3 separate regions of the Homo sapiens genome follow, and all the other regions are linked to region 1. Evidence: chromatin loops called from intact Hi-C (ENCODE). Cell type or tissue: Caco-2. All regions are shown on one strand. Each heading gives the region's core, and the rest is flanking DNA. Links, peaks and the distances in the headings are about the cores only.

The links. Hi-C counts contacts between places; a loop is a spot of excess contacts. Peaks named below come from ENCODE experiments on the same cell type or tissue, not always from the same donor. Only the 100,000 strongest peaks of a DNase experiment are listed, where the experiment ranks them.
Region 2: it touches region 1 in a loop (4-fold over the local background); 3 of 110 quality-filtered maps call a loop at or near these places.
Region 3: a loop joins it to region 1, with 13 times the contacts of the local background. A loop is called at or near these places in 3 of 110 quality-filtered maps.

Annotation. Positions count from the first base shown.
Region 1 is chr2:180,121,399-180,129,253 of GRCh38, reverse strand. EPCART (ERG-positive prostate cancer associated androgen responsive transcript) reads left to right here and starts at 4,060. Exons shown (of 4, transcript XR_923634.3): 1 at 4,060-4,574; 2 at 5,826-5,921. In Caco-2, for the core only: CTCF peaks have their summits at 3,510 and 4,771 (motif pointing left); a DNase peak (open chromatin) is centred at 3,513.
Region 2 is chr2:180,600,758-180,608,612 of GRCh38, reverse strand. No RefSeq gene overlaps it. Among named protein-coding and RNA genes, the nearest start is that of SCHLAP1, 87 kb to the left of the region's middle. RefSeq lists a silencer at 797-1,091. In Caco-2, for the core only: a CTCF peak has its summit at 4,316; no DNase peak of the experiment used is centred there.
Region 3 is chr2:180,483,355-180,491,209 of GRCh38, reverse strand. No RefSeq gene overlaps it. Among named protein-coding and RNA genes, the nearest start is that of SCHLAP1, 200 kb to the left of the region's middle. In Caco-2, for the core only: no CTCF peak of the experiment used is centred there; no DNase peak of the experiment used is centred there.

The sequences.
Region 1 (7,855 bases), core at 1,339-6,338:
CCATCTATTGGAAGAAGATGCCATCTAGGACTTTCATTACAAAGAGGAGAAATCAATACCTGGCTTCAAAGTTACAAAGAATAGGCTGACTCTCTTATTACATGCTAATGCAGCTAGTGACTTTAAGTTGAAGTCGATGCTCCTTTACCATTCCGAAAATACTAGGGCCCTTAAGGATTATGCTAAGTCTACTCTGCCTGTGCTCTGCAAATGGAACAATAAAGCCTGGATGACAGCACATCTGTTTATGGCATGATTTCCTGAATATTTAAGTGCTACTGTCAAGAGCTACTGCTTAGAGGAAAAAAAGATTCCTTTCAAAGTATTACTGCTCATTGACAATGCACTTGGTCACCCAAAAGCTCTGATGGAGATGTACAAAGATATTAATGTTGTTTTCATGCCTAATACAACATTCATTCTGTAGCCCATGAATCAAAGAATAATCTTAACTTTCAAGTCTTATTATTTAAGAAATACATTTTTTGTAAGACTAAAGCTGACATAGTGGATTCCTCTGAAGGATCTGGGCAAAGCAAACTGAAAACTTTCTGGAAAGGATTCACCATTCTAGTGTCATTAAGAACATTTGTGATTCATGGGAGAAGTGAAAATATCAACATTCACAGTTTAGAAGTGGATTCCAATCCTCACAGATGACTTTGAGAGGTTCAAGTCTTTAGTGGAGGAAGTGCACACGTGGCAGAAATAGCAAGAGAACTAGAATTATAAGTGGAGCCTAAATATATGACTGAATTACCACAATCTAATGAAAAAACTTTAAAAGATGGGGAATTGTTTCTTATAGATGAACAAAGAAAGTGGTTTGCTAGGATGGTATTTACTCTTAGTGCAGATACTGTGAACATTGGTGAAATGAAAACAGAGGATTTAGAATATTATGTAAATTTAGTTGATGAAGAAGTGGCAGAGTTTAAGAGGAATGGCTATAATTTTGAAAAGTTTTTTCTGTGGATAAAATGCTATCAAGGAACATCAAATACCACAGAGAAATCTTTGGTGAAAGGAAGAATCCAGCAACGTGGCAAACCTTATCGTCTCATTTTTTAAAATTGCTGCAGCCACCCCAGCCTTCAGCAGCCACCACACTGATCAGTCAGCAGCCATCAACATCCAGGCAAGACTCTACCAGTAAAAGAATTACAACTCACTAATTTCAGATGACTGTTAGCATTTCTTAACAATATTTTTAAATTAAGATGTGTACATTTAAAGAAATGCTATTGTACACTTAATAGACTACATTATAGTGTAAACATAACTTTTACATGTGCTTAGAAACCAAAAAATCAGTGTGACTCGCTTTATTGCAGTATTTGATTTATTGCAGTGGTCTGGAACTGAACCTGCAATATCTCCAAGGTATGCCTGTATTCAAAATACAAAATCCAAAACAATTCTCCTCTTCCAAGCATTTCAAATAAGGAGTACTCAACCTGTAGTGCCATTGGAATTGAGGTTTACCAATTAAAGGACAAACTAGATCCAATGTAAAATAAGTTCCTCAAACTCTTTGCTAATCTCCAACAGACAGAAGTGCTTAACGTTTGTTAGGGAGACTGTGTGTGCAATTTTAAATCTAAACTAAATCTAAACTGTAATTTCAAAAGTTTGCCCCTTCCTAATTATTATTTCTCCATATGTAGGAGATTGCCTAAATTATTTATAGGTCATGCTGCCTTAGAGATATCTATAGTAATGAAATAAATCCTCAGAATCCAAGAAACCTTTGTCTGGTACACAAGACGCCTTAGTAGTCTATACCTTTTTTTAATTCTCCAAACTGCCCATAAGTCAATGAGTTTGGAAACCAAAAAATCAGTGTGACTTGCTTAGGAAAAGAATCACTTAGGAAAAAAATCACTTGAAAAAAGAGCATTGATCCTCTAAATGAACCAATTTCAAATTTCTATAGTTTTGGCCCTGACATATCCTTAAGTCAAAATGGAAAAGAAATCTGATTCCCTATTCTTTAATTCACTTTCCTTTTTTTCCAGCCTGTTCCACTTTTTCCTTGGGCTCCCTTTTCCCAAAGCTCCCAATTTTCTCACCTAGTCTTTATTCACAGACAATGACTTAATCAACTTTTGTGGGATTAAGGACCTAACAAATTATTTCTTTTAGTACCATTTACATTTCCTAAGTGGTACACCTAGAGAAGGATTAATAAGGTATCACCGAAAGCTTCTGGAGATGGTTTCTAGATGCCCCTTGGTGCAAAGAATTAAGCCTATACTTCTATACTAAGTTGAAGTATATTTCATACTTCACATGTCACAATTATATTTCCCTCCAGCTTTCATTCTACCTATTATTAAGAATTTTACATGGAAACATATAGGATTTTCCAGGATAAAGAAAATCTTTTACAAAGAGTTTCATGAAACTCACTTTGTTCCATACAAAAGGAGTTTTGGTTATAGACCAATATCCAACTCTAGTGAGTAGTTCTACAGTTTTTCAAGCAATTATGATAGAATGTTTTCATTCTCTCTAGTCAGTGTGAGCTCCTAAGATTAAATTCACAGCTTTTCATCAAGGCTGATGTAACTTTCTTACTATCATATCCTTTAAAATAAGGACTGTAGCCTGAGGGTACCTAAGAACATGTGGCAGAAGGCAAAAACAGAAGGTTTTTACAGTTTAGAATATTTTAAACTCAGAATATTGACTATATATTTTTGGTCAGAATTTTTCTTTTAAGTAGCAGTAATATGCCCATTTTGTAGCCACAGTTTTAAATTTTCAGTCTTCACCCCTCCAAAACAAAACAAAACACAAAACAGAACAACAAGTGAGAAGGAGGAGGGGGAAAGAGAGAAGGAGGTGGTGTGGGGTGGAGAGGAGATGATGCCCCCTTCTGTCATACAACAAAATCCATTTCGAATATCGAAACTTGCCAAGATCAAAACTGGCCAAAACAACAAACTCCACTGTTGAAATTGACAGTACGGTATAAGACAATAACCCAGGTTTCTCAATTGAAATAACTTTGCCACAAATTTCATCTCAACGTCTTTAATATCATGGTTCCCAGCCCTTCATGCTCATTAGTATCCCCTGGGAAGATTTAAAGCTGTACTGATGCCCTAAAACCATTCTCCTGATTCTGATGTGGTTGGTCTAGGGTGCAGCCTGGGCATCAGGAGATTTAAAAGCTCCCAGGGAATTGTATGTGCAGGTACTCAGTGTTTATCAAAAGACAGAAGACACAGCTATTCCAGACACCTGTTTGAACTGATTGATGGCAACCCAGCTTCATTAGATGTCTACCTAGTGTTGAATCTTTGTAGCATCCCCCACATTTGTTCCGTGAAACAGGGACAATAGGAGATCACAGTCTTACATAGCTCTCTGACCCATTAATCAACGGGTTGTTCCTCTCTGGTTCTCTCTGTGGGTTCTGACTCATGCTGCAGTAGAGAAAAAAGACAAACAGCCTAGCCAATAAACGACCGCTGCTACGCGATCTCCTTTGACTACAGTAAAGGGCCAGAAACTGCCTTTGGGAGTGCAGAGACAGTGTAGGAACGATGCTGCCATCTGGCTGCCTTCCTGGGCATCTCTTTAAAAAAAAAAAAAAAAAAAAAGTGAGTTACTAATCATACTCTCCTACATTTACACATTAGATACAGGCTTCACTATTCCTTTGCAGTGAGGACTCCTCAGTGACAGGCAGAACCCAAAGGGAGAGCAAAGCAGCCCAAGGGGAGCAGAGCAACCCAAAGGGAAAGCAGAGTAGGCCAAGTAGAACAAATGCTCGCCTTAAACTTTTTTTTCCTTTTTGAGACAGGGTCTCACTCTGTTGCCTAGGGTGGAATGCAGTGGCGCCATCTTGGCTCACTGCAGCCTCAACCTCCCGGGCCCAACGGATTCTCCTACCTCAGCCTTCTGAGTAGCTTGGGACAGCCGTGCACCACCACGCCCAGCTAATTTTTTGTTTGTTTGTTTTTGTACAGACAGGGTTTCAGCATGCTGCCCAGGCTGGTCTTGAACTCCTGGGCTCAAGTGATCCACCTGACTCAGCCTCCCAAAGTGCTGGGATTAAAGGGGTGAGCCACTGTACCTGGCAACACCTTTAAAAATTTCTTCACCCACCTATCCACCTTTAAAGTTGTTCTTTGAGGGCTTTCAGGAATGAGGTTAATCCAAATAGGATAAGGCAGTTTTGTTCCCAGGAAGTATTTAACACACTGGTTCTCAACTTTCCTACACATTAGAATCACCTCGGGGAGGTTTGTGAAAATGCAGATTGCTGGTCTCCACTCCCATCCAATTCAGTAGGTCCGAGCTGAAGTCTGAGAATTTGCAATTGTAACAACCTCCCAGATGACACTGCTGGTCTGGGAAATCACACTTTGAAAACCACTGAACAAATTGTCAAAAAATAATTGCTGACAGTCAGTAATGTAATAAATCCATTAGCCCCCTCCAGCCAAGGAGGGAAGACTGGGTAAAGAAGCCATAGACGGTGGCAGTGACCGGGGTCAAAAGATGTTGCCACTATGGGGTTGTTCCTAGGTATCTATGGAGTAGCATACCAAAAAGGCCAGGTAAGAAGAAGTGGTATGGATGAGGATTAGACGAAAAATGCCTCTTCATTGTTTTGCCTGGGCTCCTCAGAGACTTGTGGGAAATATTGCATCGTCTCTTAACTAAATATTAAATCATCCCTGTGCATCTAATTTAGTGGGGGGCAGACCTGTTTCACAAGCCAAAATAACAGGCTGCAATAACTGAGGATTTTATATATACCCTGACCAAAGAAGTTTGCATTCTCATAGCACCATCTAGTGGAAATTTGGGGATTTTTGTTTTACATCGAACAGCCTAAAATGGAGATAGTTTATGTTATTATGACAGGGAGAGAAGACTGCACGATTTGCTAATTGAGGTGCAATACAGACAAGTAAACAAAAACAGGAAAAATGTGGCTTATGTGAAAGACATTTTTTAACCATATACAACATGTTCTATAAAAACAGAGCAAAGCCGTTAGCTGAGGAACTTGTGTGCACAAAGAAATATGTACAAATAGCTTTTCCAGAACAGTCTAGTAAAAATATGTAGTAAAAGTGGGAAGATTATGTTATATAGAAATATATGTTTATGTGCTGTGTTTATATGCCACAGCCTCAAACCTTCTTATAACTTATTAACAATTATATGAAAATATAGGAACAAAGCTCATGTTCTGTATGAATACAACAGGATTCAAATAACCACATACATTACAAAGAGTTGAATAAATTGAATTCTCTATTTTCTACTGTATAGTCAAGGAAGAGACAGAGTAAGGAGGAAAACAGTTGTCAAATCTGCTGGTGGTTCTGAGAAGGGATCAGAGAGGTAAAAATGCAAGGTGTTAAAAATCTGTTTTACTGGCCCACAAAATGTTGTTTGCAAAACTCTGTTCTAGATGAGCTGATAGTTTAAGGGTAACTGTTTCACTAAATGGTTTGAACTCAATGGATATTAATCAGAAGCAATTTTCTTTTTCTAATCATATGATTGGTCAACTTCTGCTTTCTTGCCCCTGAATGATATCTCAGGCAGATTCCATTGATAATTGATCATTGTCATAGTTCATATAAATCATGTAATTTTACCTAGCTCAGCTTGTAAAACAGGCGCCCCAAAGGGGTCTGGCCTGCCCCTCCTCCCGACTCCAAAACCATGAAGCCAATCTGGTTGCACAAAACCTCTTCTTTCTCCACATCAAGATCTAGCTTCTTTAATGACTTGAGGTGGGATCAGAGGAGAAGAAACAAAATAGTCTCTTCACCCAATTCTTTTTGTTGCAGAATTTTCTGTTGGGTATTGCTGCTCATCTAGAAAACACCAGCTACCAATAGATGTCCTCTCTGTGCCGAAATACTGCTTACCTCAGGGGATATTGGGTAAGTTCAGAAGGCCCTGAAGAGTCTCCCTGACATGGTAAATCCAACTCTAGCCAGTCTTTCCTACCCCTTTACAGCTTCCCCCATTAACCTCTTCCCACTGGAGTATCTACAGCCTGTAAATAGGACTCAGGTGGAAGTACTGCTAAGATGACTCAGGTTCAGCTACTTTTCCCCATATCCACGCAGCCTTTGGGAGATTTGTACATTCTTGTCACTCCAAAGCCAGAATCTTCTCTGTTCCATGGCAACCACCTTCTTTGTTTCTCTCCACAGGCTGCTTCTCCCTGACTCAGCGTCTGATTAAGGAAATAGCCAGTTGGGAAATAAGATACTGATTCCCTTCTTTTAGTGCCACCCACAATCTCATAAGGGAGGAGTATGAGGCTTCTCACCCCATAAGCACTTCATGTGGAGGACTTTGGGCTCCTTTCTCCTCCCAATTGTCCCTCTATAGCTTCCCTTCTGCTAGCCCAAATCTGCCTAGTTGTATTAATCATGATCCAAGAGAGAAAAAAGAAACCTTGGATTGATGGCAGCAGAAAGCCACTGCCACCTTCACCTGGAGGGACCCACAGGTCCAGGGTCCAGGGCCCAGGGCTACTTGGTGGAAGCTAGGCCACAGGTAGGCCTGAGTGGTGGGGATGGGAACTGGGGCTGCAGAGAGGATGGAGTTACCATCATCTGAGGCATAGTGAGAGTGGTAGAAATACCCTTCCTTTTGTGTGCTCTGCTGTCCCAATAATGTCTCCACACTTGGCCCAGAGCAACAGGAAGCCAACTGACTTGGACAACCTGAAATACTAAAATATACCTAAAATACACCCTGCCACATATCACGTGGGGGGCGGGGCGGGGCAAACTCTTCAGGTGTATTTTAGGTTGTATTTAGGTGAAATAATTTAAGTTGTGTAATTTCACCCAAATACAACCTAAAATACACCTGAAGAGTTCAGCTCCCCTGTGATACATGGCAGGGCAGAAGTTTGAGGAAGGGATTGAGACTCAACAGGCCTAGTATGGCACTCCAGTCTTTGAGAGTGGAAAAACTGGATTGGCCAATTCATACTCAAAACTCTTCTCTCTTGTACCCAGATCACCAATTTCCTTGAATCTTTATCTAAGCTTTGGAGTGAAATGAAAGGTCCCTAAAATCACATAACACTTGTTTACTTTCATCTTTGTGTTCTTGTCACTATTTTCAGGTCAAGAGAAAAAGCTTCTCTCAAGATCTTATCATGTGAGGTTAAATGCAGGGTCTCCCAATGTGCTGTTCAATTGTGGTATAAAAATAACAAGCAATTGCCTTGATACTACACTGCTTGGTCCCAAACTGTATGTCAAATATTTTTATAAATATTATTAATTTTACCCAGTCCATTATTTCCTATGCCAAGTGAGATTTCAAGATATCCAGGAATTTAAATTTACATTTAAGAAAGTATATATAATGCTATGGAGAACCTCTGAATATATTATATTTCAGTACCTTCACAACTAAGATTTTATTAAATTGTGATTCTACTTATATCAAAAATCCCTGTACTAATAAATCTTCATTGAATTTTATATGTGCTCAGCACTATGCTTTGAGAGAGAGATAAGTATCTTAGGCTGGGTTCCCCAGAGGCAGACTCTGAGATGAAGATTCATGAGCAAGTGATTAAGAAGGTGCTCTCAAGAGAAATAAGTAAGGGAGTAGGGAAAGCAGAATAGGAAGGCAAAACCAAGCAATAGTGTGTTTCTGACCAAGTCCCATAGAGGATAGCCTCAGCCTGGTCCTAAAGGGAACTCCAAGTATCCTGTAGGAAATTTGTCCCAACTGGAAGCAAAGGAACTGGGCTCTCATGCTCCAAAACACATTATTCATTAGATAAGGAGCCTGGGTTCTTATCTAATGAATATGTTAATTTCATTTGCTTGGTTGGGCCAGC
Region 2 (7,855 bases), core at 1,676-6,675, 480 kb before region 1:
TTAACCTCTAGCACGTCTGTTCATCTGAAATCTGAAAATACTTAAAATTATACTTAAGTATAGTTAAAATTGTGAACAAATCTCATCTCTGTAACAAATAGACTTTCACTGTCTACAGAGTCACTTAATAGCTGACGAATAGGTTCTATTAGGCTCTATCTTAATTGGTACTTGAACTTTTGCCTTAAGCTGATTTGGCTTCTATAATCCTTCCTGTTTTATCAACTGAAATGGTCAACTCCCTTAAAGCTTACCATACCATGGATGTATTTCACATGTTTATGTTTCAGCTTTTTGGACATTTTCCCCAATTGATTGAGGCATTGACTGTGAGATTTGTAACAAATAAATTAGCTCTTAACTCTTCATGTAACAAGATGTCTAGTTTCTTCAATCACAACATCCACTTAATTTCATTAAACCCAGCTCATAAATTCTACAGCTTGACAACCAACTAACCAACCAGAGTATAGTACTTGTACATAAAATTATTTTCTTATAGCAGATGTTGGTAGTTAGAGGATAGTCTTCCATAATCTCTCAAAATTAAATATTCATTTTATCCAAATTGCCAAATAACCGATGTAAGATAAGGGGAAAAATAATGGTGACTTCTATTCCTTTGCCTTCTCAAGCATTTTTAGCTGGTAAATGGCTTATATTTATGTACAAGGATGCCATAGATCAGACAGCCATTAACTGCCTCCAAGATCATTACTGCTCCCTCCCTTCTTCAGCTGGACCACCTGTCTTCCTTGCTCAGGGCAGTCGGTCCTGCTTTCCATCCCTTTCTTTTGTCAAGCTAAATGACAGCTTCTTTGATTTTCCTCACCACAGAAGCATCTATCACTGTATCCATTATCTATTCTGACATGTTTACATACTGTGTGTGCTCAGCTGATCGGGACTCTGTCCACAGTTCACAAGGCACCTGCCCTCCAACCTACAGTTGTGTATTGTGGTGAAATATCAGGCTAAGTCAGTGAGCAGCACTTGCTAAATTTGTTAAAATGATGTATATAATTGTACACACAAGAGTAAGCTGGATGCTAGGGAAACTTTAGACTCTTGGGCTATGACTTTACGAACTACCCACTCCCTCAGACTTAGTTAATTCGTTCAGTTCGCCTCAGTCTGGAAAAAAACAATGGGCTATTGATTTTTTAAAAAAATTTCTGTGGAAGGAAAACATTCAGCTAATTTGATATATCTACTGAATTAAAATATTCTCAATTTAGTAAAATAGTATTATGTTTTAACTTATTAAAAATCATCCGTAGAAAGTATAGTTACACACACGTTTACATATTTATCACATACTTATTTTATTTTATTTATTACATTATATCTTATATTTATTATATACCGATATATCACTTAGGACAGTCTATTTGAAAAAATTGTTTCATTTTATGGTTGTGGACATTCTAATTTTAAAAAAATGCATTAAAGTTATGTAAACCTAATCATTTTATTTCTCTAATTTCAGGTTCAACAACAAAAATTAAACTTTGATATACCTTATTTTTTTAAATGTTCAAAACAATAGCACATCTCATTTTAATTCTAAAGTAGGATTAGGTGAATTTTCCAAAATACACCTTCTAATGCTTTTAATGTATTTTCTATATATTTTTCAATTAGTAAACTTCATATAAGAAAAATAAAGAGAATGGGTTACCAAGCAATTCTTGCCCATCAAATAGAAACCTATCTGAATGAGTTTAAATAATCCAACGAAACCTGCAGTAAGTCTCCTGAATGAAGCGTATTTATTTTTCTCAAGTCCATTTTATATTCTGTACTCACTAACATTTGTAATACATTACTTCCCCATGCACCAATAATTTAATGATACCTTATTCTTTGCTTGAAAAGCAAAAGAAATATTATCAGGTAGTATTACAACAAGCTAAACCAATTACCTTCTAAAATGATTTTAATGCAGGCAAAATATGAGAGTCATCATTCTAGCATAGTGAGATTTATTAAGAGAACAATTCAAAGCAGTAAACTGGACTTCTTATATGCTACATCGCTTCCTATTGAGATTCAATTAATATTTTGAAAGTTTTTACTTTATACTGTAAAATTTTAAAATATCATATTCTAGCAGATTTTGTGTAAAGAAACTAATAATATCTCATAGGCCATTTGGTTGTAGCTTTCATATATACACATTCAAATTCAAGACATACACTGCAAGTGCTATTGCTAAAAGTAACAGGCTCACCAAATAGTATGAAAAATTGTTCCCATGTCCATAATTCAAAAGAAGTGAAGAAAAAGTTAAACTAGTATAAATCTGAGACCTTCAGGTAAATTCCGAATCTCAAATTATTAATTTGCTATGCAAAGGCTTGCTAATGGGTTATGCATTATTTCTTGTAAGCACATTAGTGGATATTTTAAATCAGATACTTACTTTTTTCCCTCAAGGATAAGAGTAGGCCCTGTCCTTAAATTCTGTGCACAAAGAGCCACTACAATACAATGATTATTTTCTCTTGGCAGGGACTCATGTGTTAGTATCAGGTGCCTTATTTTATCTGGAGAATAGGAGCGTTAAAGCATGTATTTCTTCTCCAACCTCTTTTGTCACTTCTCCTTCATTAGAGTTAGCATCTTTTGTTTCTTACTGTAATTTCTAGATTGAATACCATTTTGTTAGAAAAATTTCAAAGAAAAATACTTTTTTAAATAAATAAAACAATCTCTTAATAATGACCTTTCTTTGCTACCCATGTGTTTGCTTAACTATGTACTCCGAGTGCTGTAACTACATATAACACGGTAGGTTGGTTAAAAAGAAAAATGCATCAGTGTGCCACCACACAGAGTAAAGTATGCTATTATTAGCTTAATTATCACCCCCTAATAAGAAAATAAGAAATGCCTCCAACTTAACATTTGAGAGAGATTCATTTTTAGTTACAAAATAATAAGGCCCTTAATTTTTTGGCCTGTCGATCATTCTTACTAATGGACATGAATGCTACTTTCTATATTTTTACGACTGTTATTGGATAGCGTCATACTGATGAGAAATCATTGCTCTTGGGAAAAATAATGTTGTATAGCATCAAATGCAGAAGGGTAGATGCTAAGATCTCACTCCCAGATGGAATGTGGTATTGTGATCTCAAAGGAGAAGATGTGAGTTAAACACTTTAGGCATACTTTGCATTATCATGAAGATTTGTTTTTATTATGTGCATTTTTATGTGCATTGTCTCATTTATTTGACACAAGGATTTCATGAATAAATACTTCTATTAATCCATTTTTATATGAGGAAACTGAGAAATTAATTTATGACTTGTATGAAATCATATACTCATGATTTCAAAGTCATTGCTCCAAATTTCATTTTGCCCCTTTCTCCTCCCCTATATGTGGCAAGCAAATCAGGACATGAACTACAGTACCAGCAATATACAATATACATAGTCACTAAGATCACAGGCTATGGTGCCAGGCTTCCTAGGTTCACATTCTACCTCTGCTACTTATATAACCAGTACTAACCCTCACCTTGCTTTAGGCAACGTAACAGTCCCGATCTTATAGGTTTATGGCAAAGATTAATGAGGTGGCAAGCGCAAAGTACTAAGAACATCCCTGGCATATAGGATGTTCTCAGTAAACCAGGTTGTTACACATGCATTCATTCCCTAATCATTTATCAACCTCTTTTTGCAAAGTACTTGCAGATTGGTAAAATGAGTAACAGTCTATGTTCGCAAAGATACTAGAATCTAGTAGAGAGACTTACATATCAATAGATAAACGTTAATAGTGGCTGTAAATCCATTGCTAAAGGAGAATGAAGAACAGACTACAACAACTTGGAAGAATGGTTAGGTCTTAGACCAAGGAAAGGTGGCCGAAAGTAATTTTTTGACATAGGTAGATAAAACTGTAAGATAATCTCAAAAATCTCTTTTAGAAAGTTAGGGTCTTTCACTCTTCTGGAGTAGGTTCACTACCCATTCTGTGGATGAACACACAAAACATCCTTCTAGACACACACACAAAAAAACTAGTTACAAAAGAAAACCCTTTTCTTAAAAGAAAAGTGAGGTCAGGCATTTCAACACCCTTGTCTCCCACATCCAACAGTTTATACATATATTTTTTAATGAAACAATGCAACTAAGATTTCATTCTCTAATAAGGGGAGGAAGAAAACCAATAGCTACAATCTGCAGTTGGCTTGCCTGGGATTTTGTTAGAAGAGGCCTGGTCTTATCTAGAGAGGAACAGTCTGAATGTCATGAATCTTTGTCATCTGTCTGTCTTATCTCCAGAATATCTGTCTCTACGCCTCCTCCTGGCCTCTTTTCTCACTACAGCTTGTCTTTCAGTTCCACAATCTAAGGAGGATAATAGATAGCCAGATTTTATTGGTCCCAACCACATCGTCTTCCCCACAAACCAGCAGCTCACTCACTTTTCTATTTTTTACGTTGGCCAGATTAGAAACTTGTGTCATCATCATCATTTTCCCCTACCGTGTCTCAAAGATCTAGGCTTTGAGAATAAAATTTCACAATGTCACAAAGATTGGAGGCCTCAACCCCTGCAATTTTACCACTGGACTTTCAATTACTTTGCAATTGGTCTGTCTGTTTTCTGTCCATTTCTCTTACAATAAATCCTAAGTGTTTTTCTACTAAAAAAAAAAAAATCTAAAGAAAAATGTTTCCTGTGCTGAAACATTTTCACAGGCTTCCTAATCTCCATGGAATGAGGTTTATATTCAGCCTACCATTCAGGATTTACTTGAACCAGATCCCAGCCTGCTTGTCTCTCACTCTTGTCCTTTTATTGAGACTTCAATTTAAAAACAAAATAAAGTGATCATTCTGTTGAACAGATTCCTTCTCTCAAATGCCTACTCACTCAAAAATCTTTCTATTGAAATTCTACACATTTTTGAGAACCATCCTCAATAACTATATCTCTGAATCTCACCAGGAATTCCTTCTTTATCTAAATTATCATATTGCTTTGTATATATCTTTCAGGGGCATTTGGCACATCCCATTCTAAATTGTGTTATAATCATGTATGCAACATTCTTAATTAGGAGTCGCTTATGTTTTTTCAAATGTGCTTATTTTTGTTGTTGTTGTTGTTTGTTTGTTTTCCCTACCCCTCTACAGTGATCATCTTAGTGTCTTAAATAAAAAGTTGGATAGATATACATTAACTGAGGGAGGGAACAGATGAAACAACCTTTGACGTTGCAAGGATAAGGATAAGAAACAGAGATTTTCAATTTGTAGAAACTAGATTTCCAATAGTTCCGCTTACTTAGTAGTGACCTGAACTTACACACTTCTGTTAATTTCATACGAAGACTGCTGTTCTGTGTAATAGGAATGGAGCAAGAAGGCAGGCTTTTGTTAAAGCAGGAAAATCCAGAAAACAGCATTGAGATTAGTTCCTTGCGAATAGTTCCTTGAATGTTATTGGTATATAACTCAACATCATTCAACTTACCTATCAAGATAAAAATATAAAAATAATTTTTTCATGTTGAAGTATTTCCAAATTTATAATGTAAGATTGTCTTAGTAGTAGACTGCGAAGGACACAACATTTTAACAAGGTGTAAAAACAAGTGTTAAATCTTTTTAAAAATTTACAGCTTATAATGAATGCTACCTAGGGAGAAGTCCCTGTAATTATGTGTAGCAATTTGTTAAGGCTTATTGTTAGATATAGAAGGTTTTGCAGATTCAAGTGCTTCCAGGTTCTTCAGATTACAACATTTCAGAGTCACCTTTGAATGTGCTGTCTAAATCTGAAAAAAAAAAATACAGGAATCATACCATTCTTGGACCGGCAAATATTCATTCTTTGTATGATGCTATGCCACACACCTGTTGAATTCTAAGGTTACTGAAGAGAAGGGATAAAACATTTGGAATCACATAATTTCATTCTGTTTTAACTGTTGTTTTTCTTTTTTATTTCTATCAGTAAGTATGAGCTTGAATTAACTGTTTTGAGGGTAAGCATCACTTGGAATTTAAATCAAAGCCAACCTTAATGAACTAAACCAACTCTGGATGAAAATGCCTCATTTCATATCAACTCTCCAAACTGATTATGCATGTATGCTATTTGCAGAGATGAAATTCGATTGGCTCCCACATTGAACACTGTGTTGGAAGTTAGTATTTCAGCCACTGATGTCTCAGGTGACTTGAGGCATTAGTTTGCTTTGATAAAGTAAATGAGACACAATGCAAAGATCATTAACACAAACAACTTTTTGCTAACAAAGTTTGCAGGTCATTTAGTCATTCATTATACACTCACTGGATTCAGGTCTCAGATTTTGAAAGATAAAGGGAGTTGTGCTTTAGAACAAAAGGGCAAAGAAATCCCTGCTTTTTCCCAGATGAATTGCCTAAATCATGACCTACAATATCCTGCCTGATCGGGCCCCTACCTCCCTGTTAAACCTCATCTTGACCACTCTCCTTCTTCTTTACTCTGTTCCAGTCACTTTGGCATGCAGAGCCCTTTCTCCACTCCTAGTCTTTGCACTGAGCTCCTCTCGTGGACTCATTCTTATCCTGTAAGTTTGCCCTGTGCCAGACTGTAGCCACTAGCCACATGTGCTGTTGAGCACTTAAAATGTGGCCAGTGTGAATTAAACTGTGCTGTGTTAAATACACGCTGGGTTTTGAAAATTTAATATCTATAAAATAGAATGACCTCATTAATATTTTTTCATATTGGCTTCTTGTGGAAGTGATAATATTTTGGGTTATATAAATATATTATTAAAATTAATTTTACCTGGTTCTTTTTATTTTTTTAGAATATGGCCACTAAAAATTTGAAGTTACATATGTGGCTTAGATCTGTGGCTTGCATTATATTTCTAATGGACGATGCTGCACTGTATATTAACTCACATGTCACCTTAGTGAGTTAAATTTGTCAGAAGACATTTTTTTATTTTCTCCCTTTTATGCAATGCTATATCCTCACCACCTAGACACATGTAAGGCAAAAAATAAATATTTGTGGAATGAATGAATACATTATACATTGAGAGTTTGGGATCTGGAATCCTGCTGGGATTTCAATCTCAGTTCAGCTATTTATTAACTGTAACAGCTTGAGCAATGGACTTATTCTTTCACAGAGTGTTTTTGAAGATTAAATAAATTATGACATCCAAAGGGCTTAAATCAGTGCCTGATATGTAGTAGTGCTCAATACATATTAGCTATGGATAAGTATTATTGTTCCATTCTGTAGCTAGGAATGTAAGACACAATTAAGATAATTATTTGTTTACTGAAATGTTAAAATGGAAGAGCTGTGATTTAACTCCTGAACTATTTGACTCTGAGATTTATTTTCTGTCTATTAAGCAAATATAAATCAATATTTGACTATTTGACTTAGATAAAAATCTGAAGTCAATTTAATGTTACTTCAATAATATTAAAGATAGATACATGAATCACATCTGGACATCCTCAAAGATATCAGACTTTGTGCTCTAAATTAAATATAATTGGCTAAAAACGTGGCATATGATAACAAGTATTATATTAGCTAATATTTAGTTTATCAGCAGCAGGTACTCTTCCTACATTACATATATTAACATATTCAGTTCTCACTCCAGCTCTGAAAATAGACACTATATATCATTATTTCTATTTTCCAGATGAGGAAACTGAGGTACAGAGAGGCCAAGCACATTGTGAAGGTCACACACCTAGGAGAGGAAGGAGGTGGAATTCTCACTCAGCTGATGTGGCCTCAGCACCTGCACTCTCCTGTTTTCTGCTGAACTGCATTCTGCTCTCCCATTTTA
Region 3 (7,855 bases), core at 1,676-6,675, 360 kb before region 1:
TAAACAACCTAACATCACACCTCAAGAAACTACAAAAACAAGAACAAACCATACCCCAAATTAGCTGAGCAAAAGCAATAACAAAGATCAGAGCAGAACAAAATGAATATGGACCATTAAAGATGATAAACAAAATGAAAAGTTGATTCTTTGAAAAAAGATAAATAAAATTGATAAATCACTAACTAGCCAAAAACATGACAGAAGATCCTAATAAATACAACTGTAAGTGAAAAAGGAGACAGTACAACTAATACTACAGAAATGCAACAGATCATCAGAAACTATTATGAACAACCGTAAGCTCACAAGCTAGAAAATCGAGAGGAAAATGATAAATTCCTGGAAACTGAAAACTTCCTGAGATTGAGCCAGAAAAAAATAAAATTCCTGAGTAGACCAATAATGAAGAACGAGAGTGAATCAGAAATAAAAAATCTCTCTCTCTCAAAAAAAAAAAAAAAAAAAAAAAAAAAAAAGCCCAGGACCAGGTGGACTTTCTGGCCCAGAACAGTCAAATTCTACCAAACATACAAAGAACTAACACCAATCTTCCTGAAACAATTCCAAAAAATTGATGAAGGCATTCTCCCTAACACATTATCTGAGAACAATATCACCCTAATATCAAAATCAGAAAGGACACAGCAAAGAAACAAAACTACAGAACAATATCCCTGATGAAATTACATGCAAAAAATCCTAAACAAAATACTAGGACATCAAATCCAGCAGCTCATCAAAAAGATAATACCCCATGATCAGGTGCAATTTATCCCAGGTATGCAAGGATGGTTTAACATATGCAAATCAATAAATGTGATACATCATATAAACAGAATCAAGGACAAAGTCCATACGATCAAATCAATAGACCCAAAGAAAGCATTTGATAAAATCCAGCATCCTTTCATGATAAAAATTCTCAACAAACTAGCATAGAAGGAACACTCCTTAGCATGATAAAAGCAATATTCAACAAGCCCATAGCCAACATTATATTGGAAACATTCCCTCTAAGAACTGCAACAAGACAGAGATGCTCACTTTCTTCACTTTTATTCAACCTATTACTGGAAATTCTTGTCAGGGCAATCATACAAGAGAAAAAATAAAAAGCATACAAAATAGAAAAAAGGAAATCAGATTATCCCTGTTTACTGATGATATAATCTTATATCTAGAAAACCCTAAAGACTTCACACACATAAAAACTTCTTAGATTCAATAAATTAATTGAGCAAAATTTCAAGATACAAAATTAATGTACAGAAATCAATACCATTTCTACATACCAATCATCAGCTTGCTGAGGATGAAATCAATAAGACAATACCATTTACAGTAGCTACAAAAATATCTGGAAATATATTTAACCAAGAAGGTGAAAGTTCTCTCTATAAGGATAACTACAAACATTAATGAAAGAAATCATAGATCACATAAACAAATGGAAATACATTCTATGCTCATGAACTGGAAGAATCAATATTGTTTAAATAACCATACTGCCCAAAACTATCTACAGGTTTAATACAATCCTTATGATATTACCAACATCATTTTTCACAGAATTAGAAAAAACAATTCTAAAATTTATATGGAACTAAAAGAAGAAGTGAAATAGCCAAAGCAATCTAAGCAAGAAGAACAAAGTTGGAGGCATCACATTCCGCAACTTCAAATTATACTACTAGGTTAGAGTAACCAAAACAGTATGGTACTGGTATAGAAATAGGCAATAGATTAATGGAACAGAATAGAGAACCAGAAATAAAGTCATGTACCTACAACCAAATGATGTTTGACAAAGTCAACAAAAATACAAACTGGAGAAAAGATACCCTATTCAATAAACGGTGCTGGGAAAATTAGCCATATGCAGAAGAATGAAACAACTGGACCCATACCTCTCACTATACACAAAAATTAACTCAAAATGGATTAAAGATCTAAACATAACACCTGAAACTATAAAATTCCTGGAAGAAAACCTAGGGAAAACCCTTCTGGATATTGGCCTGGGCAAAGAATTTATGACCAAGTCTTCAACAGCAAATGTAACAAAAACAAAAATAAGCAAATGGGACTTAATTAAACCAAAAAGCTTCTGTGCAGCAAAGGACACTAACGACATAGTAAACAGGAAACCTACAAAACGGGAAAAAATATTTGCAAACTATACATCAGATAAATGACCAATATCCAGAATCTATAAGAAACTCAAGCAGCTCAACAAGAAAAAAAAAAAACTTATTTAAAAAAAATGCCAAAGGACATGAACAGACATTTTTCAAAAGAAGACATGCAAGTATCCAACAAACATGAATAAAAATGGTCAACATCACTAATAATCAGAGAAATGCTAATTAAAACAACAAGATAACATTTTATACCACTCAGAATGGCTTTTATTAAAAGGCCAAAAACAAGATGTTGGCAAGGATGTGGAAAAAAGGGAATACTTATTCACTGTTGGTGGGAATGTAAATTAGTTCAACCTTTATGGAAAACAGTATGGAAATTTCTCGCATAGCTAAAAATAGAACTACCATTCAATCCACCTTTGCCACTACTGGGTATATACCCAAAAGGAAATAAATCATTATATCAAAAAGATACTTGCACTCATATTTTATCACAGCTCTATTCACGATACCAAATATATGGAATAAACCTAAATGTCCACTAACAGAGAACTGTATAAGGAAAATGTTTCATGTGTTTGTGTGTGTGTATATACATGTATATACACACACACCTTGGAATACTACTCAGCCATAACAAAGAATGAAATCATATCCTTTGCAGCAACATGGTTGGAAGTGGAGGTCATTATCCTGATTGAAATAACTTAGAAACAGAAAGTCAAATACCACATTTTCTGGCTTATAAGTGGGAACTAAATAATAGGTACACATGGATATACAGAGTGGTACAATAGGCATTAGAGACAATACTTGGGAGTCTGGGAAGCGGATGAGGGTTGAAAAACTATCTATTGGGTACAGTGTTCACTGTTTGGGTGATGGGTGTGCTAAAAGCCTCAACTTCACCACTACACACTACATGCATATAAGAAGCCTGTATTTATACTCGTTATATATATAGAATGTTTTTTAAAGGTGAAAAAAAATCAGCCACATTTCTTTATGGCCACAATTCAGGTACTTCAGTGGTCTCTGTCAGTGAAAAGAGCTTAATATTTTCTAAATAATATAATAGCAACAGGTACTCTATTATTTCATTTACATTTTATCAATAAGTTGTTATATGAAACAATAAAAGAGAAGACAAAACAGTAAGTTACTTATGGGATTGTGTTATGTGCAATCTGATACTCTACATTCACCTTTTTAACAGGAAACTGTTCATCTAAATTGGATATTTCCTTTTTTAGTCAACAAAGTAATCAGAATTCATGTCAGCACACCTGTACAAGATGCACGTTAAATTGAAACAACAAATAAGATAATCTTGAGAAGCTGAAATCCTTTAATTTTTCAGAATTTTTTTCTGTTAACATATTTCATTGTATTATGCTGTATCATTTAGAATCAAAACACCAACCTGTCATATTGCTTTTCTTTTTTATATTTATAATATAAGGCATCATCTAATTTTGAATATAATCTTGAATATACTCCAAATGTGAGAAAAAACACTTAGAGATAGCAATAATCATGATTAAAATTTGGCTATGCAAATTCAGAGAACTTATTCTGAAATGATGCAAACATGTATATGTTAAGTCACATTGTTTTTACCTCTGAAAAACCTCCTGATAAACACCACTGGCCAAGAGTAGCAATTCATAGCTTCATTTCTATTTGCAAGTCATGATGTATAACACATTAAGCAGACTATGCATATATACATATATATATATAAATGTATCGAGCAGACTAAGTTAAAAATAATAATCAACATGTCCATTGCTGCTCTTAAGAAGTGTTCTCATGTAATTTTGACTAAAAAGAATTCTATTCGTATTCTATATGCACCCGTAGCAAAAAGTGCTGAAGTATATAAGACACACGCACACAGATATCCTTATTACATATACCTAATTTAAAATGTATATATAATTATTGATGGACTAATAAATAAATATTTCTCTATGCTACAGCTTATAGAATTGGTTATGCCAAAAGTATTTAAGGAAATAAGAAAACTAAGGTGCAGTGGGGTACAATTTCTTGGTACTTTTTTGGGAAGAAAGGCTGTGGTAGAAGTCTCCTGACTGTCACATTATATGCCCAGAGAGCTTTGCTATATTCCTAAAGTGTTTAAATTAAAAATGCATTCCTAAAAACTGCATTTTTCCCTAAAGTCCTTAAAAATTACTAAATAACCATGTCTGAACAACATTAAGTTACATCTTGAGTTTATATGATAAGCTATCGCATCTTGCTTCTGTGAGTCTTACATTGCCCAAGAATTATTAGTCCAGTTCACATGGAAAAAGACATATTTTTATTTACTTGGATTCAAAAGATTCTTTAATGTTATAAACAAATAACACACTCAAAAATAAAGCTTAATATTCAGATTTTACAGTCCTAGCCATTTTTCTCTTTAACTTTAATATTAATTGCTTTCTGAATGTATCATTACTTTTAAGATAGAAACATATAATTTCAAATATTTAGACACAGGAGACACACTCATCTTATGTGCTTCCACAGATATAAATTAGATATATGCTTATCATAACAGGTTGTAATTGCCATTTTATTTGTCTAACAGCTCAAGAGACTACAAGTTCTATGGAGACAAAGATCATAACTCTTTTAGTCACTATTGTAGCTACAGTGCTGATATTATATAGCTGGCATATAAGTGATGATCAATATATTTTTGTTGAATTTTTATTCATTCATTAAATACTTATCAGACACCTTCTATGAGCAGTATGATTGGCAGTAAAGATTCTGACATGAACATAACTGAGAAGCTTAAACTCACAGGAAAAATAAAATACAGTGCAGCAAGTGCAATGATAAAAAGCACATTATTTATCAAAGTAATAAAGAAGAAAGAGGACTTAATTCTTTCTGGCATAATTTGTGAAAGACTCCCGAAAGAGGTCACACCTGAGCCAGATTTCAAAGACGAACGGGCTTTTGCCAGGAAGATCAGTGGGGAGATTTGACAAAATTCTAAATAAATGGTGCAGTATTTGAAAAGGCACACTGGATATGATGACAAAAATTGACAAAACCCATATCCCTAAAACATAAAATAAATTAGCTGTTAAAATATGTGGTAGTTCTTACTCCATAAAGAGTGAATTACCACTCCAAAAATTTTATCAACATCACCTTAATACTGCTATTGCTTGAAACTATGATCCCATAGAATTTTATATTATCACTATTAGACCTCCATTCTAATTTAATCAGTATGTCCCACTTATCAGCATAAGATAAAGAATTAAGTCACTTTCCTTTCATTCAAATCAAGTGATTCTGAGGTTCTAGTCTATCTCTTCAGAATCTTCTCCTTATTGATTGCTTTAAGCCCCTCAGGGACAGTTTGCTTTTCTTTTGTTTAATTTTCTTTCTTTTTCTATATATATATATGTCTATCTTATATATGTAAATACACATACATAAATATAAATATATATAGAGAGAGAGAGACAGAGACAGAGAGAGAGAGAGAGAGCGAGACAGAGAGAGAGAGAGAGAGAGAGAGGTCTCTGTCACCCAAGCTGGAGTGCAGTGGCGTGATCATGGCTCACTGTAGCCTTAAACTCCTGGACTCAAGTATCCTCCCATCTCTGCCTCGCTAGTAGCTGGGACTACAGACATGCACCTCCATGTGTGGCTAATTTTAATTTGCTTTTTGTAGTGACAGGGTCTTGCTATGTTGCCCAGGTTGGTCTTGAACTCCTGGCCTCAAGTGATCCTCCCACCTCAGCTTCCCAAAGTGTTGGGATTAGAGGGGTGAGCGACTGTGCCTGGCCCAGGGATAGTTTCTTAGTCCAAAAGATCTCAGGAAAGCAGCCTCTGTCAGACAAGAGTCTTCCACCCTGGCTGCAATACTGTGGTTGCTTCCATAGGACTGGTGTTGTAACCTGGGCAGTCTTTCCAAGAAAATATAGTGCAGGAAGGTCAGGTGTTTCCTAGGGGACCATGTATAGTAACTTGGTACACACTAAGCCCAATGCATGGTGAGCTAGCTTCCAGGTACAATTTATGTCCTAGTATAGATGGTGTTTCTTGCCTCCCCACCTGGTCCTGGGTGAAGGAATAAAAAAGATGATTTCATGCTTAATTCTCATGATTCCATGCCACCTTCTTCTTGAGCACCTAACATGAAAGTTGTTTAATAATACACATCTTCCTATTTATATACGCAAATATCCACACAGACTTTAAAAAAAAAAGAAAACTAAATCAAGCCCAGATCTAGAAGGGTTGCCTGTTTCAGCCACATGTTATACCATGAATTACATCTCTGTATAGTTTCCAAGAGTGTTAAAGGTTCTCGCCTTTTCTAGCCACACCAGTGATCACCATTTCCTATCCTTGGGTGAGTGATATTTCTATCTGTAAAAATCCCAAATTCAATTTGTCCAACAGAATGCTTCCCAGTTAAACTTCTTTCTTAAAGTGTAACTCTTCTTGCACCAATTAAAAATTTGTTTTGGCCCTCTACTGCATGTCAAATTGTGGCCATATGTTCTAGTTTTGAGTCTTCCTACTCATATTACAGCATAACACTTCACGTAACCATAGTCTCACATATTCCTATAGTGATAAGGAACTAGATATCTCCTATTGCCAATCCAATCCAATCTAATCATTTTATTTCATTGATGAGGAATCAGACTAGAATTTTAAATTTCTATTAGCATAGGTACTTTTCACATTCACTACCTTATATTTAATGCTGAAATGAGTACCTGGCCTATCAAAAGTGCTTGCTAAATATTTGTTGCATGAGTTAAAGTTTAGATTCATTTTTCTGTTTATTTCCAAGCTACAAATCAAAGTATGTATACAGGATCTGATTATCTCACCACACCCAAAGTGAGTATTGAAGCAAATTAAAATAAAAATCATACATCTACACTCATTCCCCTAATATCAAGGTGCACAATATTATTACTATTTCAAAAATAATAATAAATATTTATTAAACATTTAGCATGTGCTATATTTTGAATGATTGTCCCCTCCAAACTCATGTTAAAATTTTAAAATTGCCATTGATAGTATCTGGAGATGGCACCTTTAAGAGGTGGTTAGGTCATAAAGTCTCCACTCTCATGAAGTGACTACCACCATTATCAGGGGAGTAGGATCTCCCACTCTTGCTCTCTCTCTCACCTCTCTTGGCCATTCTTCCATATGATGATGCCTTCAGCCTTCAACACACCTTCAGATGTTAAGACGCAGCAAAAAGGCCCTCAACAGATTCTGGCATCTGGATATTGTACTTGCCAGCCTCCAGAAATGTGAGAAATACATTTCTGTTTACTTTAATTTATCCAGTTTCAGATATTCTGCTATTGCAGCACAAAATGGTTAGGCGTTGTTCTGATATTTTAAATATATTAACTAATATAATCTACAAAAAATCCCGTAGTAGATATTAGTTTTATGTCAATTTTACAGACAAGAAAACTGACCACAAAGAAACGAAATTACAAGTACACTGGGAGAAGAATGTAAGAAGATTTTGTCTGTGACATGTGTAGGAGCAAAGAGTATTACAGGTAACTAACTACCAGTTATCCAGGCTTATTATCTGATTTCATGGAAATGCCAATATGAAGATAGCAAACTTTGAATGAACATTTAGGTTTGGGGGTGTGTATGTGTACTTTAATGTGTTTGGTTTG